Regions from separate parts of the Homo sapiens genome. Here region 2 is linked to region 1. Evidence: chromatin loops called from intact Hi-C (ENCODE). Cell type or tissue: IMR-90. All regions are shown on one strand. Each heading gives the region's core, and the rest is flanking DNA. Links, peaks and the distances in the headings are about the cores only. Region 1 overlaps LOC105378993 (a long non-coding RNA gene). Region 2 overlaps SMIM15-AS1 (SMIM15 antisense RNA 1).

Region 1 (8,390 bases), core at 285-8,284:
TTCCTGTTTCAATTCTTGACTTGTATGTTCCTAGGCCAGACTTCCTGGAGGTGAGCAGCCAGAGTGGACAGCGAGAGCAGCAAAGGGTAACTACCACCTTGTGAGTGCCTCCAGGCAAGCTGCATTCTAGGCATCTTTTATCACGAACAAATATCATGATGGCCAACTTTTGGGGAAAGCTCCTGTATGCCATTTATTATTCCAGGTGCTTTTATGTTTATTCACTGATGTAATCTTCCCAGTACACTAATATAGTAGGTCCTATTATTATCACTCTCACTTTAGAAGTGAGGACACTTGCTCAGAGAGAAGGTCAGTATCTTGGTCAAGACCATCCAACTAGTAAGGCATATACAAGTCTGGAACCCTGGAACCGAAACCCCAACCCCAGGGTTATGGAGCATAATATAAGGCTCACAACAATTCTAAGAAGTAGAGTTTTTCATTATCCCCATTTGACTTGAGGGGAACATGAGATTTAGACTGGCTAAGTAACTTTCTCAAGGTTATCTCGTTAGTAAATAGCAGTGCTGGGAAGTTTACCCAAGCAGCAGGCCACTGAGTCAATGTGTTGAATCATTTCAACACACAGAGTCTCCACATTCAGAATGGCACCTGCAGCCTGTTTGCTGAAAACGGATACAGTAGTGACAGAGAGCCTGGAGAGCAGAGAAAGGAGAGGAAATGATGCATGTGGGACAGGGCCGGGAACAGAGAAGAGGCTCTGCGGAAGACAGGAGAAAGGGAAAGGGGAACGGCGCTGTGCTTTGTGGAGCAATAGTGGAGATAGTGCAGCTTTCCAGGACACAAGGAGAGAAAACAAATCAGAAAATGGGTAAGGCAGAGAGATTTAACAGAAGCTTGGGGCTAGGGGAGAAGGCACTGGAAGGGGAAAGAAGGAGAAGGTGAACAAATGATAGAGGCTACAGTACAAATGTCTGGGTGAGTCCCATACCACCAGCTTATGGAAGGCCAGCGTTGGGTGGGTGAGGTGAGAGCTCACCATGCACCCAGATATCCTGCTGTTGCGTGCAGAAGACCACACACTGCAGCACCAGGCAGCCCTCTCTTCATGAGGGTCACACACATGTGAGGATTGTAAGACGAGGCCCTTGGGGCTCTGTTCACAACAAAAACATTGTACGAGCCTTTTACACATGACTCAGTGTGTATTGTGTGTCTGACTGAAAAAAGATCAGCTTTACCTACAAGTGCTAACGTGTTGGCCGAGTTGAAAGGAGTGCACAATTACATAAGAAATAAAAATACCAGGGGAGCAAGCAGTTTACCACCTTGTATGGGACACGCTGAATCTCCAGAGGAAAAGTGCCAGGTGACTCCTTTGCCAACTGTGAGAATAGCTGTGGTTGGAACTGGGTGTTTTGTTTTGTTTTGTTTTGTTTTTACCCCAGTGTTTGGCACAGAGTCCTGAACACCAAGTGAGGCCCCTGAACCCTGCTTGACACCAGATTGCATTTTCTAATGTCATTCCTGTTTCACTTCATTTGAGAAGGACTGGATAACAACAAAAGAAAAAGCGAAAGAGTAATTAAATTTTGTTGTATGGGAAAAGTTTATGTGCTAAGCCTGCAAAAAATAGAGTGTAATGTTTAAAAGTAAGGATTCTACGACTAGACATAGGTTGAAGCCTTAGCTCCATCATGTCTCAGCTGTGGGGCCTTTGGCTAGTTACTCAAAGTCTCTGAGTCTTAATTTTTTTCATCTATAAAATGGGCATGACAATAGTACCAACTCAGAAAGTTCATGTGAGAACATGTGAGAGAATGTAGGCAAATAGCTTGGCTTAGAACCCGGCACATGGTGCCCAGCCAGTGTTGGCTAGTATTATCTTTAAAACGGGAAAGATCCCTTCCCCCAGTTTGCTCAAGGGAGGTGATATGGTTTGGCTGTGTCCCCACCCAAATCTCATCTTGAATTCCCACATGTTGTGGGAGGGACTTGGTGGGAGGTAATTGAATCATGGGGGTAGGTCTTTCCTGTGCTGTTCTCATGATAGTACATAAGTTGCATGAGAGCTGATGGTTCTATAAGGGGAGCTTTCCTGCACAAACTCTTTCTTTGCCTGCTGCCATCCATCTAAGATGTGACTTGCCTCTCCTTGTCTTCCACCATGATTGTGAGGCTTTCCCAGTCACATGGAACTGTAAGTCCATTAAACCTCTTTCTTTTGTAAATTGACCAGTTTCGGGTATGTCTTTATCAGCAGCACAAAAACAGCTAAGGAGGATAAGGCTGAAACAAAAGGTTGGCAAGGTGGAAGCTCTTTGAAAAGCACTTATTAATATCTGTTTTATACTGTATGCAGTGTGGCATAGTAAAAACTATATTAGATGAGGAATTAGAAGATGTGGATTCTGGTCTCTGGACCCTCATTTTTTCATCATTTAATAAGGGGGCTAAATTAAGCCCCATTTAATATTCCTTTCAGCTCTGGCATCTGTGACTCCAGTGCCCATTCATTCCCTTGCCTACCTGCAGCAGGAAGGCCGGAGAATCTCCCATTCCCTGCTGGCCTCCCAGAGATCTAGCTGATAGACTTAAAAAAGAAAAGAAAGAAACCACTCACACATACCTGGGAATATATCCCAGGTACTTTAAGTGAAAAAAAAAGATAAGTTGAAGTACTATGTGTAATTCTAATATATAAACATTCCATAATATTTTTGGAAATATAGATTTGGTAGAAACTATCTCTTAGGCAGGATTGAAGGAAATTTTACTTTAGATCTTACACATTTCTATATTGTTTGAATCTCATACTGTGAGCAAGTTTCATTTGATAATCAAGATAATAATAAAGATGTAAAAAATAAAGTTAAAACATGTTCATTATAGAAAATTTGGAAGAAAAAAGAGAAACATCACTTACAGTCCATCCCAACTTAGAAATATTGCCATTAACATTTTAATTGATATCCTTTCAGTCTTTTTTTCTATATGTGTGTATCACCTGGAACTATACATATATATTCATAAAATATAATCATATTGTCCATGCTATTTTAAAACTTTCTTCACTTAACAATATATTGTTTATATTTTTCCACATCATTAAAGTTTCTTCTACAGTCTACAGCACGATTTTAATGATGGCTTGTTTTCCCATCATCTATGTGGCCAACCTTTTATGCTGCACATTTTGGCTGTTCCCAGTTTCCCCTTTGTAGTATTGACAGGCTTTTGGAGAATAATGAAACGCTGAAATGTTTGGCTTGGTTTCCCTCTTGGGTAGAGTCTGCTGCTCAGTCTTTTCTTCTGCCTCTTTGTATCCTTTAGCTTTTGGGTGGAGGCCCAGAGAGCTCCACAAGGGGTGATGTGTGTTTAAGAAACTCAGCTAAAGGAAACAAACTGATTGCAAAGAACTCTGAACCTAGGGTGTTGGGGGAAATGCTGAGCATTGTAATTGGCCTAATGCTGCTCCTGTGAGAGATGCCATCTCCCTAGGCCTCCAAAGTTCTGGCAGGGATTTTAACTCTTCTCATCCAGCTGATGACAGACAAATATTCATCACTTCAACAGTTAGGTGCAACCCCCAAAATGTTTCCTCAAGTCCTTCCTCACTGCAAATGCCTACCAGCTCATCTCTGAAGATGGAAAAGCAAGCGTGGTGACATCTGCAAATCTGGACAGTGGGCTTTAGGATTCATCTGAAAAGAAAGGCTCTTGGACAGTGCTGGACCTTGCTCCCTGAGCCAGGCTGTGGGTCCAGTGGTGACTCAGGAAGGAATGCCACTGACAAGCCACAGGCATGCCAGAGAATTACTCAGCACAAGCCAACAAGTAACCTCATACGAGAATCAAACGCCAGCCAATCTGCGAACGCTTTGCGTAACAGCATATTTGGATTTGGGGCTTAGCTTTCAGGCTTGAGTTTCACGTTTGCCTGAGCATACTCCCAGCCTCCCAGGGCCCCTTCTGTGTGCCCTGCCTCTGATTGCAAGTGCAGAGAGCAGTTCTCCCAAGAGCCAGGGCTCAGCTCACCCCTGCAGGTAACGCAGACCTCTGCTAGGGATCAGCTGTCTATCATCTGGTGGCGCCCCTCTTTCCAGCCAGCGCTACATCTTCATATGCCTTTTCTTACCAACAGGTCAGCAATGTGGGTGACAGATACTTCTTTTTGCTGTTGGAACACTTCATATTCATCTCTGGTATTGTCATGGCCTTTGACATACCTTACCAACAAGAGAGGTTTGTTGACTGATGACAGCAGGTATAACAAAATCTAACTAGTGACAGTTGTAAGAATTGGCAAAGTATTACTGCATCAACAGGTATGTGGACTGTCTAAGAGCCTCAGAAAGGACAAAGAAAGAAGCTTACAGATTCCGATGCCCCTTACTACTGTATCTGGCCTTTCTCCTGCCGGTATAGTGAGAGTTGACAGTTTGATGGATTTAATTTAGGATCTATGTTAGGATGAGATGCACTCTGTTTTCCTAAACAAATTTGCTGCAGAATGGCAGCCACAGTCTAGGGCCTCCTTGAGCTTGAGGCTAAATGACCTGATGGCCCACCCACTTCATCTATACTGCCTTTAATATGTCAGCATTTCCTCAAGGCCTGGGTTTCGTGCACTCAGGGTGATATTGAACATGAAGTTTTCAAACAGCAATACCTTGGGTAACAGACAAGGGCTAGTTAATGATCTCATTCATAATTCATCCCGTGAAGGAACCATTTACACTCAAACTCCAAGCAGGAAGAAAATATTCCCATTAGGTAGGGCTTTTTAAATGCCTCTGCCTTTGCCACAGTGCTGAGAGAGAACTGTGGTCTTCAGTAGTAAGGGCATATGGCTGCAAACAGAGTGCCCAGGTTAGAGACACCAAGAGCTGCAGCATCACTCAGTAATAGCTATTTCAGAGGGATGTAAAGCCTTCCCTGGGAAAAAGTTGAATAGGACTCAGTGCCTAAACACAGCACTTTCAAAAAGAAATGAATCTCTAATTAAACATCCTGAAGACAGAAGCTGACATGTCATTGCAGAGCTAATAATAAGACCTCATGAAATGTTCAAAAGTTCTCCAGAGTAAGTGTGAACAATTACATTTCCCTCTCTCCATCAGTGAAGGGTTACCACCAGTTCTTTAAGAAAGAGAAAATGAAGGTTAGTATCTGAAAGTATTATATAATGTGCTTATTACTATGCGTGGGTTGAGATATTCTCCAAAAAAAAGTTCCTTTTCCTTCCAGAATTAAAAAGAACCCCTCTAACTTTTGTTAACTGTAGATAGAATCTTTTCTTTTTTTTTTAAGGAAGAATCCTTACTGCATGTCTAAAACTCGTGGCTGAGAAAAAGTAGAGGATGTCCAGCCTAAGGAGCTATCAGCATTTTTTTGTAGCACTCGATATAGCTGCAAGCCAAGGTCCTCACGAAAGTGAAAGTTTTCATTCAAAGTTAAAAACATACTACTTGCATTTTACAAGCTCAAGAGTAAAGCACAATAATTATCAGTGCTTTATTGGTAGTTCCAAGCCTCCAAAAATGTCAGTAAGTTGAATCTACACTATCTTTGTACAAGAACATAAAACATAGCCTCGTGATAAAAATTAAAGGAAAGGATAAATTTGGTGAATTCCCTGCATAGTTCATAATAGAGATTAGTCAACCCAAGTTACAAAGATAATTTTTGAGATGAGGTATCACTCTGTTGCCCAGGCTGGAGGGCAGTGGTGCCATCATAGCTCACTGCATCCTGGCACTCCTGGGCTCAAGGGATCCTTCCTACTCTGTCTCCCGAGTAGCTGGGATTACAGGAAAGAGCCACCTTATCCGTTTGATTTTTTAAAAAAGAAATTTTTGTAGACACAGGTCTTGCTATGCTGCCCAAGCTGATCTCAAACTCCTGGACTCAAACAAGCCCCCAAGTTACAAAGACAATTTTTAAAGGTTTAAGAGGTTTGCTTCAAAGAGCTATTTCTTTTCTTTTCTTTCTTTCTTTTCAGAGACAGGATCTCACTCTGTCACCCAGGCAGGAGTGCAGTTGGTTCGATCATAGCTCCCTGAAGCTTTGAACTCCTGGGCTCAAAGGATCCTTCCGCTTCAGCCTCCCAAGTGGCTGGGACACTAAGCACACACCATCACACTCGGCTACTTAAAAAACATTTTTTTTTAGAGACAAGGGTCTCACTATGTTGCCCAAGTTGGTCTCCAACTCCTGGGCTCAAGCAATCCTCCTGCCTCAGCCTCTCCAGTAGGTGGAATTACAGGCATGAGCCACCACACTGGCTAAAGAGCTATTTCTTTTATATAAATTATATGAAGATTGCTAAAAGGTTTTAAGTCACACTACATGTAAAAACCCCTTAGGCTCAAACTCACCAGGAGGATCGTGGAGCTTGGAGCTAAATAAAGCCCAGGTGCTTTGCCCTCTGCTGCTGACTTCGGGTGCTGGCTGGGAAGGATCTATTTCCAGGAGGGACCCAGCAGAACCTCGGCGTCCCACGGCCCTAATAGGCAAATATGAGCCGGCCTCCGCCCCTTAAGGATGGAGCTGCTTAGCTTCGCCACTGCTGCCTGGAGTTCCTTGTCTGAGATAGGCAGGGCGTGGTGCCCCAGGTCATCTCCCAGGCATGCTTGCCCCACGAGCAGCGCTGTGAGGGTGTACTCAAGGCAATCCAAGTTTCAACGTCATACCATTGTCTTTAACAAAACCCTGCAAACATGTAGTGACCGAGGCATGATGCATCCTGCCTCTTGCTCTGCTATTTATCTGCTTTTCTTTTTTTAACTTTAACTTGTTCTCCTCCTATTTATTGGGCAATCACCTAGATTCTAGGAAACAAATATATTTAATTTTTCTAATCTAAAGGTTAATAAGGACTCTATCTTCTCTAGTCAGAGCCACAGGATGAACTTTCTCAACCCATCCTCTTTAAGGAAAAGAAGTTGTTGGCTGAGTCACGTGAGTGTCTGTTTACACACGTCTTATAACAGCATACAGGGTACATACACAGAGCAGCACACCTCCCCACCAGGAAGGCTGTGCTCCATATTCATGTGTCAAGTGATGTAAAGGTTGCCATGGTTATAATCTCTGTTTAGTCAATAGTGTGTGTGGGGGGGGGGGCGGGGAATCACCCCAATGGGCGTATTGCAATTTAGAGGAATCCCTGGGTACTTTTAAAGTATTGAATCACAATTTACATTTTAAAAAGTGTTGTCAATGACAGCATATTGGTTGCCATTTCTTGAAAACTCTTCTTTGTAGGAGGACCTTATGTATGCCAAGAACATCGTTTTTGCCTCCTTAGGTGAAACTTTATTTCCCACATTTAGGATTCATTAGGATTATCTAAGGTAAGTGGCAAGAGGGGAGAAGGATGAAAATCATGAGGGTGAATGTGGGAAAGGGATGAGGGAAGGTGAGCTTAATTATTTCAAAGATAATAATGAGTGAGGCTCCCAACCCCTGAAATTTGGGAGGCCAAGGTGGGAGGATTGTTTGAGTCCAGGAGTCTGAGATCAGCTTGGGCAACATAGCGAGACCTGCGTCTACAAAAATTTCTTTTTAAAAATATCAAACAGGCATGGTGGCTCTTTCCTGTAATCCCAGCTACTCAAGAGACAGAGTAGGAAGGATCCCTTGAGTCCAGAAGTTCAAGGCTGCAGTGAGCTATGATGGCAGTACTGCCCTCCAGCTGGGGAAACAGAGTGATACCTTGTCTCAAAAAAAAAAAAAAAAAAAAAAAGGAATAAAAATAAAAGTGTCAGTAATTCTTACTCTTCTTCTTGGTCTGCCACCTTCTTGCCTTGGTGACTTTTGGATCCCCCATCCCTCTGTTTTCTCATCTGTAAAATTGGAAGGATAACAGGGAGTTGCAGGGTCTACTGGGTTGCTCATAGGCATTTAGAGCACTCGCTGGCATACAGTGAGCACTCTTTAAATGCACCCAATCTTATTCATATTCTAGTCAATACACAAAGAATCTGCTGTGCTTTTGGATAGAGAGAAATGCTTCATAACAACACCATCACACATTATTGAAAAGATTTTGGTGTGATTAGGGCCGACTGACATCCAAACTTCCCTCCCACCTTTCTGGTCATATCTCCTCCTTTTCCCACACTCAGTATCTTTCCTTTATCTACTCTAAGCAGTAACATGATAAGTTATATAAATTATATGAAGATCATTAAAAGGTTTTAAAGTCACACTACATGTATGACTTCGTATTTGAAAAAGGCTCAAAACAGTAAGTGAAAAAAGTGACAGTTGGTGGAATTTTAGAAGTTGAGGGTGGAAGGTGTTTCCAAAACCCCTCAAATCACACACCCTAGATGTGGCTGCTTCCTGGATCCACTAGTGAAGCTGACTCTGGCAGGGAGTCACTTGCATTTTTCACTAACTGAGGTCCTGCTCTCTCA
Region 2 (8,390 bases), core at 166-8,165, 120 kb before region 1:
GCCTAGAGGCTGGTATAAAAAAATGCTGATGTCCACATAACTTGTAACTCTTAAGTAAATCAAACCTGTAATTCAGCTTGGCTGCTTCTAAGTCATTTTGATTCCTGCCAACAGAACATTAATGAACTTAGCTTCTCCGCAAGTTTATTCATGTGTAATACCCAATTCCTTCTTCCTCGTTCCAGCAGTTGCCCCTGGTACATCTGATAAGGTGGAAAGCTAGACTAGGTCATACAAATCCAGGTCATTACTTAAACCCAGATTATTATAGACTGTTCTCTAATTTTTCTGTCTGGTTTTAGAGTGGCAAACAGAAGAAAGTTTCTAGGGCTTGGGTTTGGAAAAAAAATCCATACACTAATAATTCTTGTCTTGAAGAAACATTTTATAAAATTTAGCTTATTCTAATGCCTTTATATTTCCTACTTTTATTCTCCTTTTGACAATGATAAATAATTCAATTATATTGCAGTTTTGCTTTTGGATCTTGGTTTACCTCCATGGATTTACAGTGATGGGAATATTCTAGAACAAGTAGTCATCTAGATTTCCCCAAATGCCCTGAGACTGATATAAGAAGCATACTAAAATGGACATGAACCTAATTTTTCGAAGTATAAAATAATATAAACCAGTTGTGACCAAACTTGCCTACAAATTAGAATTGCCTGGAGATCTCTAAAATGCCAAAGCCCGGGACATATCCCAAACCAATTAAATCACTATTTCTCGAGGTGGGACACAGGCGTCAGGAGCGCTTTAACTCCCAGGATGATTCCTATTTGTAGACAAGCTTAGGAACCACTGACCTAGACAACTGTGTTACTTGAGGATTCTAAGTCGGCACAGCTGTGGCGTGTTCACTACCCAGCCCTGCCCTTGGCATGATGTTCTCTCCTATCCAGCTTCTCCATCATCTTCCTCCACCTGATTCGTAGAGACCTCTGGACATCTGAGCCTAAGCAGGGCCACTAAATGAGAGAGAATCCCATCACTGAAAAGCAACAATGAATATATTAAGGACCACAGGTGGGTGTAAAATAGATTTTTGCAAATTTTGTGAATTGTTATTTGTTATATTTTTCCTGATAACAAAAGTTTTATGTCAAAGATTTTTGTCTTCCAGTTTTAGTTTCTTATGCAGTAGTTTTAGGAAACTCTGGTGTGCCAAGATGATATTTTTTTTTCATGCTTGGGTGATTGTTTTAGAATTCCTTCTTTGAGTTCAAGAACATCTTTAAAATATCTAACTCAGGGGTATTATGTGTGTTGAGTGAGAATTGTCTATTTGCCTTCTTTAAAGAAACACAATTTGACACAAAGATAGGTATTAAAATTTTTATTTTCTGTGTATACACAGCACATTAGTTATTTATTTAAGCAACCACTGGCTGTCCAAAAACTGAGGGAGGCATGATATAACACCGATTGTTTACCATAGCCTTTATCACAACTCAGAGCTCTAGCATTGTACAAATAATCACATATTGTCTTAAAAAATTAAAAAACTAAAGTAATCCAATAAAATAATGATTTTGCTCTCTGTATCTTAGGAGAGATAGAAGAAATATTGCAACTGAAGCTGCTAGATGGTTATGATTATCTGAATAGGTGTGATCTTGACTTTAGCGAATTAACAGGTAAGCTTCTTACTATGAGGTTGGTGCAAAAGTAATTGTGGTTTTTGGTAATTGCACCAACCTAATATAAGTACTTCATTAATTGTAAACCATATTTGATTTAGAAACCATTTATACGTAATTTCTGGACTTGTATTCAATTAAAATAATCTATGCTAATATGTGCAAATTATAATCCCACTCTTGCTTTGATCATCTGTTTTCTGCCACTAACTGCCACTGAGGAGTGGAAAAAGAAGGCACATAGCTGTAATCTAATTTCAAATAATATTTGTCAGGGAAGATGTTTGGTTGGAAAATGCATGGCTTTTTTAACTCAGATTTTATTCTATAAGTGATTATTGGGGGCAGAGGGTAGAAAAAAAGTGAGAATACATGTCTGTCTCATGATAAACAAAAGCCTGAGATGTTACAGTTACTTACTAAAATCACTTTTATCATATGAAGATTTTGGATAAATCATTATTAAGGAAACTAAGGACAGCTGTGGCATGGAATCAGCGGGCTTTCAGTTTGAATCCCAGTTACTCACAAATGTAAAGTGGTATTTTCATTCCTCTTTTGTTAAAATGCTTTTTTTAAATGTAGGAAGTTTACATTTTGTCCTAGATCACATTGGCTTCTGTTCCCACAGGAAATGTTATATGCTATATGTCAGTTTTCATTTCATTAAAAGTGAAAGTAAACATGGTATGCATCAGCCAAACAGTAACTAATCCCGACATAATTTCAGTATTAAATGAGGCTTGGAATATGTATTTGAATGGGCATGATAGTTTGGGAAACTCTAATTCAGAGATGTCCCACTTATAACAGTGATGTTGGAGAATAGGGTTACCAGTTATGGCCTATATTTGCTCTGTCATATCACGTTCTTACAGTATGTAATTATATTTGGAGAAATATCCTTTGAGCCATAGTATTTTGGAGTCAAGTATTAGGCTATAATTTAGACATTGTTTTAGTAGAATAAAGTAACTTTATAAGATTGTTCCAGATCTTTGTTCTATATCTCTGTCTTTTATCCTTCCCCCTTGCAGAAGTCATTCCTATTTACCTTATTTAAAAAACGAGAGAAAGTATAACTCAGGCTGAAATAAAGCACCAGACTAAAAAGAGATGCCCATTTTCATTCAATATTTATATTTGCCAGAATAAAGGGAGACAAATAATTATTTTGCCTTTAAGGCCTTGATTCTGGATGATAGATTAAGTAGACAGACTGTTGACCACATGTGACTTAAGGAATATTGTTAATTATTTTACCAATCTTTGGATCAAGGTTTGCTTGAAGTAAGTAAGCTGTGCTGTGGATAAACCTTTGGATGATAAAGAGTGAGCTGTATTGCCTTCAATATTGTTTGCATCAGAACATTACTAAGTGGTATCGATTTTGAAAAATAAAATTCAACTTTCTGAGAACATAGACCAGATTCAAGTATTTTTATCTTTTTTTCCCCCCTTTTTTCAGAGAATGGAATCTCTCCACGTTGCCCAAGCAGGTCTCGAACTCCTGTACTTGAGCTATTCTCCCACCTCTGCCTCCCTAAGTGCTGGGATTACAAGCGTGAGCCACTGTTCATGGCCTTAGGGACTTTTAAATGTTAAATTGATTTTGACCTACCCAGGAGCTAGAGAATACCAATGATTACAGAGGGGAGAATAAAATTGCCGTATAGATTTTCTGTGCTCCTTTAGAAAATCCATTCTGGAGTAAAGAGATGGGCAATTGGTCAACTGAGTTTCTTTCTTGTATAATATGTCAGAGTTTGATATTGTCAGTCTGTTAACCAAGATTTTTATTGGGATATTTGCTGAAAGAGGCTCTAAGAATATCCCATCACCAGTAATTAGAATTTGTTACAGGTTTCAGTCAGGGTAGTTGAAAGGGAGCTAATTTGGTAACACAATAACCTAGTACCCAACTAATTCAGGAGCATGAAGAAAAATTGGTTGATTAAGGCTTAAGTCAGATAAATAATACTATAGGTTGACATGGCTGGGTTAGCTCAGGTTTGTATATTTGTTTTTTCAAAGAGGCAGACTTTTCCTAAGATTAGAATCCACAGTAATGATGGAAGCAGGAAACTTAGGGGCAGGCCATAGGTGTAAAATCAAAGTTGAGCTGCTTCTGTGTTACAGCTGTAAGCACAGGAAGTTGCCCATTTTTTTCAAGCACTATTTCTGCATAGTCATATATCAGCTAGTGTTGTCAACATAGACACAAGAGACAATAGGAATACGTACATGCAATTCCACCATCAGCTAAAAAACCCACATAAGTCTTTGAAGCTCTCAAATAACACGCATGACACTGAATGGTACATTTTGATGCACTTTGAAACTCTTATCTCTTTAGTTGGTAAGTACATTTGAACACTTAATATGTGCTCAGCAGAAGAGAAGGAGAACAAGGGAAGTCTAATATAAAATCAGGATTTTTTCTTTTCTCTTTGAAGCCAATTAGAATGTGTGTATGTGTGTGTGTGTGTGTGTGTGTGTGTGCGTGTGTGTGTGTGTGTGTGTGTATTATTTAGTGTAGTAATCCTTGGGTTTTTTTTAAAAAAACGTGTTTTACTATGAAGTGTAACATACAAGAAAGTGATAACATATGACATATACAGCTTACAAATGGTTGTAAGAATTAATACACTTTGTAAGTGCCACCCATGGTAAAAATAAGTAGGTGGAGAAGGAGGAGAAGAAAAGAAGAATTTAACTAGCATGTCAGAAGTCTCATGGATCTCTTTCCAGTCACAACCCTCTCACCAAGCTCGATTCCTATTCCCTGAGTAAGTTCTAATCTTACTTTTCTTTTTTTTTTTTTTTTTGAGAGAGAGTCTGACTCTGTCACCCAAGCTAGAGTGGTGCAATCTCGGTTCACTGCAATCTCTGCCTCCTGGGTTCAAGTGATTCTCCTGCCTCAGCCTCCCGAGTAGCTGGGATTACAGGCATGTGCCACCATGCTGTGCTAATTTTTGTATTTTTAGTAGAGATGGGTTTTCGCCATGTTGGCCAGGCTAGTCTTGAACTCCTGACCTTAGGTGATCCGCCCGCCACAGCCTCCCAAAGTGCTAGTATTACAGGCATCAGCCACCGTGCCCAGCCTAATCTTACTTTTAAAGTAATCATTTATTGCTTTTCTTTACAGTTTACCACTTGGATGTGCATCCATATGTACCATATACAACCATAGAGTTTAGTGTTGTGTGTCTGGAAACTTTACAGAATGAGGTCATACTTTATATATTCTTTTGTCTTGTTTCTTTCACTTGTTATCTATGATGTTGAATGTAGATGCAGTCTGTTCATTTTCATTGCTATGTAGTATTCCATTAAATAAACGACAACTTATTTATCCATTCTACTATGTTGGACATCTGGGTTGCTTACAGTTTGCATTACAGATAATGTTCCTGTGAATATAGTTATGCTATCCCTTGGTGCATATAGGCTTGCATTTCTGTTGGACATAGTCCTAGTCAGTAAAAAGGAATATGACAGAAGTCAATGAAACTGTCTTTTTCTGAATGAAAATTTAGTGAGCCAGTAATCTAATGAGGAAAACAGCTGTTCTTTTTGTTATTCTAATGGTAGGTGCTGTCTGGATATAAAGATGACCATTTCATTTGCTTAATATGAATGTCTACAAGTATGTTTCACCAAGAAAATAAAATACATTTTAGTTTTAAACCATATCTGGTATTATTTCTAGAATTCTAAAATTAACAGGATAAAAAGTCCTTAGAGGGCAAGGATTCTTTCATTTTTTAAATGTACTTCACAGTGACCATAGCAATGCTATTAAGATGCTGAATCCCAACCAAATATGCATTCTCTTGACAAATATACTTTGGAGTAAAATTATTTGTACAAATGCATATAACTTTTCAGATGTCCAGAACTTTAATTTTTCCTTTATTCTAAAAAGGGGGAAAAGATGGATTCCTTTAACTTAAAACTGTTTCTGTTTTGAAAGCCTCTATCCTGAAAGATAGAAAATAATAGTTTTGATGAATCCATGTAATATTCTGTGTTCTTCACAATTTTTCTTACAACATTATTCCTCTATACATGTTCTTAGTATAGATAATATTAATGTATTTCTGAGGCCATTAATAATTATAATTTGGGCCTTTTGTTTGCCTTTTGAACCTGGAAGACAAAATAGATAGTATATTAAGATGCAAATGTATATTTTCTAATGGACTTGTGCTTCAAAGCATATGTATTTTAGGGCTTGGCCTGATTTTGCCAGCTAAGGCCAGATCATTGTAAATTGATTTCAATATCTTTCTGCTTTTATAAGCTTTGTTCTAAAGCTTCACAGGAAGAATCAAAATAATGTTTGTCACACTGTTCTAGCTTAGCTGAAATCTTGTTCCTGTTTACACTAAATGACCATTGGCCTAATGCAGTTAACATGAGTACTTTACAACTCATCCAAGAACTATTTCAAGTGTTGAGGAAAAGGCACTTTAATTGAAAAATTACTTATGCAGGATCAGACTGAGCGAGAATGCTGTTTTTTGTACATTCAGCATATTACACATACCACGCTCCATTTTGCTCCTTTGTTATAACAAATGAATTCTTTTTTGCAATGAAAGGATTCTTATGGTTTATCTTCCTTGGGGATTGTAACTTTCAAAAGGTGCTCTTAAATATATTACTACTTTATTTAAACTATTCACTTCCCAGATGTGCAGTGCTTTGCACAAAGAATAATTCACTAATGCCTTGAGCACACAAAAGGAAAATGCTCTGCTGGGTTTCCCTTTTTATTTTACTTTCCAGTGGTAGGTTTATGACTTGATGCCCAGCTTCTTAATAAATTCACCTCTCACAGGACACAGTTCTCTTTAATATGTTTTCCATGCTTATAGAAAGAAACACTGTATTAGCAAACACCAGTAGAAATTTCATTTTCACCACGTTGCTTTCTCTGGGTATATATAGAGAAACCCCTTAAAGGGCTTCTCCAGGACAACTGAAAGTTATCTTTTTCATTGATCTCTTCTGTGGCTTTAAAATATTTTCTTGACAACATATTGTTTTTATTAATCTAAATTAAGCATTTTAGATTCTTTTATGAATTTAAAAGATATTAAAACCAAAGAATTGGAAAAATATCTAAGAAAAGTTACTAATTTCCATGGTGGGGTATAGAGTTGGTGTGTGTAGGAAGTTATACAGGCAGAGGAGCATTGGAAGAAAAGTGGTGTTTAAGGAAGATTACTGTAAACTGGCAGCAGGCAAGAGTCCAGGACGTTTACCCTTCCACCAAGTTTTCCCAGCCTGCTCTAGCCATGCTATTATTTTACAAGCTCCTATACATATTATATAATATATAAGCAAGAATGGATGGATGGGTCAAAATAAAATGCTTCTATCAGCAAGTTCCCTTGATAAGACAGCAATGGTCAAAATTCACATGAAATAAAAAGATCTTGGATATGGTTTCTTCCCGGGACTTAGAACTTTAATATGTTAATGTACGTCTTGAGGTTCCAAAAAGGGCCTTATATTTCAAGGAATGCTGGTGTTTCAAGCAACAGAGTTTGGGAAACAACAAGGTAAATGATAATCTAATGCATTTAGGTAAGAGGTAAGTGAAAGTTAGAATATATGCTTGAGCAACATGTAACCATAATGGCTGTGGAGTCCCAGCTTTGAATATCTTGGAAGAATAGACAATTATCAATGTTCCTCCCTCTCAAATGATCCTTCTCAACACAGGTTGTGCTTGATGAATCTTTAAGAACAGAATCTTAGCAGGATTTTGTCAAATGCCTTTTCTTCATCTGTTGAGATAATCATGTTTTTCTCTTTTAGTGTATTAGCATGATGAATTCCATTGATTGATTTTCTAATGTTAAACCAATCCTACATTTTTCAGATGAACCCCACTTGGTTATGACGTACTATCCTTTTATCCCTTTAATATATTGTATTTGATACTCTAAAATTTTGTTTAGAATTTTTACATCTATGTTCATAAGGGATACTGGTTTGTAGTTTCCTTTGCTGTAATATCTTTGTATTTTCTGCTCTATTTTTGGAAATGTTTGAGTAAAATTGTTATTTATTCATTAAATGTTTGGGAGAATTTACCCTGAAGCCATCTGTGCTTGGAGTTTTCTTTTTGGGAAGATTATAAACTGTGATGTCCATTTCTTTAACAGATACACAGTTCATACCAATACCCTCAATTCCAGTCCAACACCACAAAGTCTATTCTAGTTTTCATCCTTTCCATACCTGTAACTCCCTACCCTGACAATGAGAAACCCCTCTCCCATCATCTTTCACGTACTTCCTTATTTGGTTAATGTCTCTATATATAACCCATCTTCTTTTGCCGCTGCTGCCTCTCCAATACAAGTGCCCTCTTCACCTCCCTTGGGGTCTGAAACTCTGCCAAGGGCAGCAAGTGCTACTTCCCCTTCTACCCCTCAATGCATGCCCTCCTTACACTACCCAGGCTGATACCATATGCCAGACTGCCCCCATTGCATGGTGATATGGCTTGGCTCTGTGTCCCCACCAAAATATCATGTTGAATTGTAATTCCCAATGTTGGGGGAGAGAACTGGTTGGAGGGGATTGGATCATGGGGACAGATTTCCCCCTTTCTGTTCTCATGATAGTGAGTTCTCACAAGATCTAATGGTTTAAAAGTATGTGGCACTTCCCCCTTCATTCTATCTCTCTCCTGCCACCATGTGAAGATATGCTTGCTTTCCTTTC

Evidence for each region. Hi-C counts contacts between places; a loop is a spot of excess contacts. Peaks named below come from ENCODE experiments on the same cell type or tissue, not always from the same donor. Only the 100,000 strongest peaks of a DNase experiment are listed, where the experiment ranks them.
Region 2: it touches region 1 in a loop (1.9-fold over the local background); 5 of 110 quality-filtered maps call a loop at or near these places.

What each region holds. Positions count from the first base shown.
Region 1 is chr5:61,298,170-61,306,559 of GRCh38, forward strand. It overlaps LOC105378993 (a long non-coding RNA gene), which reads right to left. Exons shown (of 3, transcript XR_948365.2): 3 at 7,747-7,814. Among named protein-coding and RNA genes, the nearest start is that of ZSWIM6, 30 kb to the right of the region's middle. In IMR-90, for the core only: a CTCF peak has its summit at 3,342; DNase peaks (open chromatin) are centred at 602, 3,802, 6,652, 6,982 and 1 weaker place; H3K4me3 peaks cover 204 bases; H3K27ac peaks cover 5,362 bases.
Region 2 is chr5:61,178,799-61,187,188 of GRCh38, forward strand. It overlaps SMIM15-AS1 (SMIM15 antisense RNA 1), which reads left to right. Exons shown (of 4, transcript NR_109908.1): 2 at 906-1,029; 3 at 1,554-1,640. Among named protein-coding and RNA genes, the nearest start is that of SMIM15, 21 kb to the left of the region's middle. In IMR-90, for the core only: no CTCF peak of the experiment used is centred there; no DNase peak of the experiment used is centred there; H3K4me3 peaks cover 579 bases; H3K27ac peaks cover 589 bases.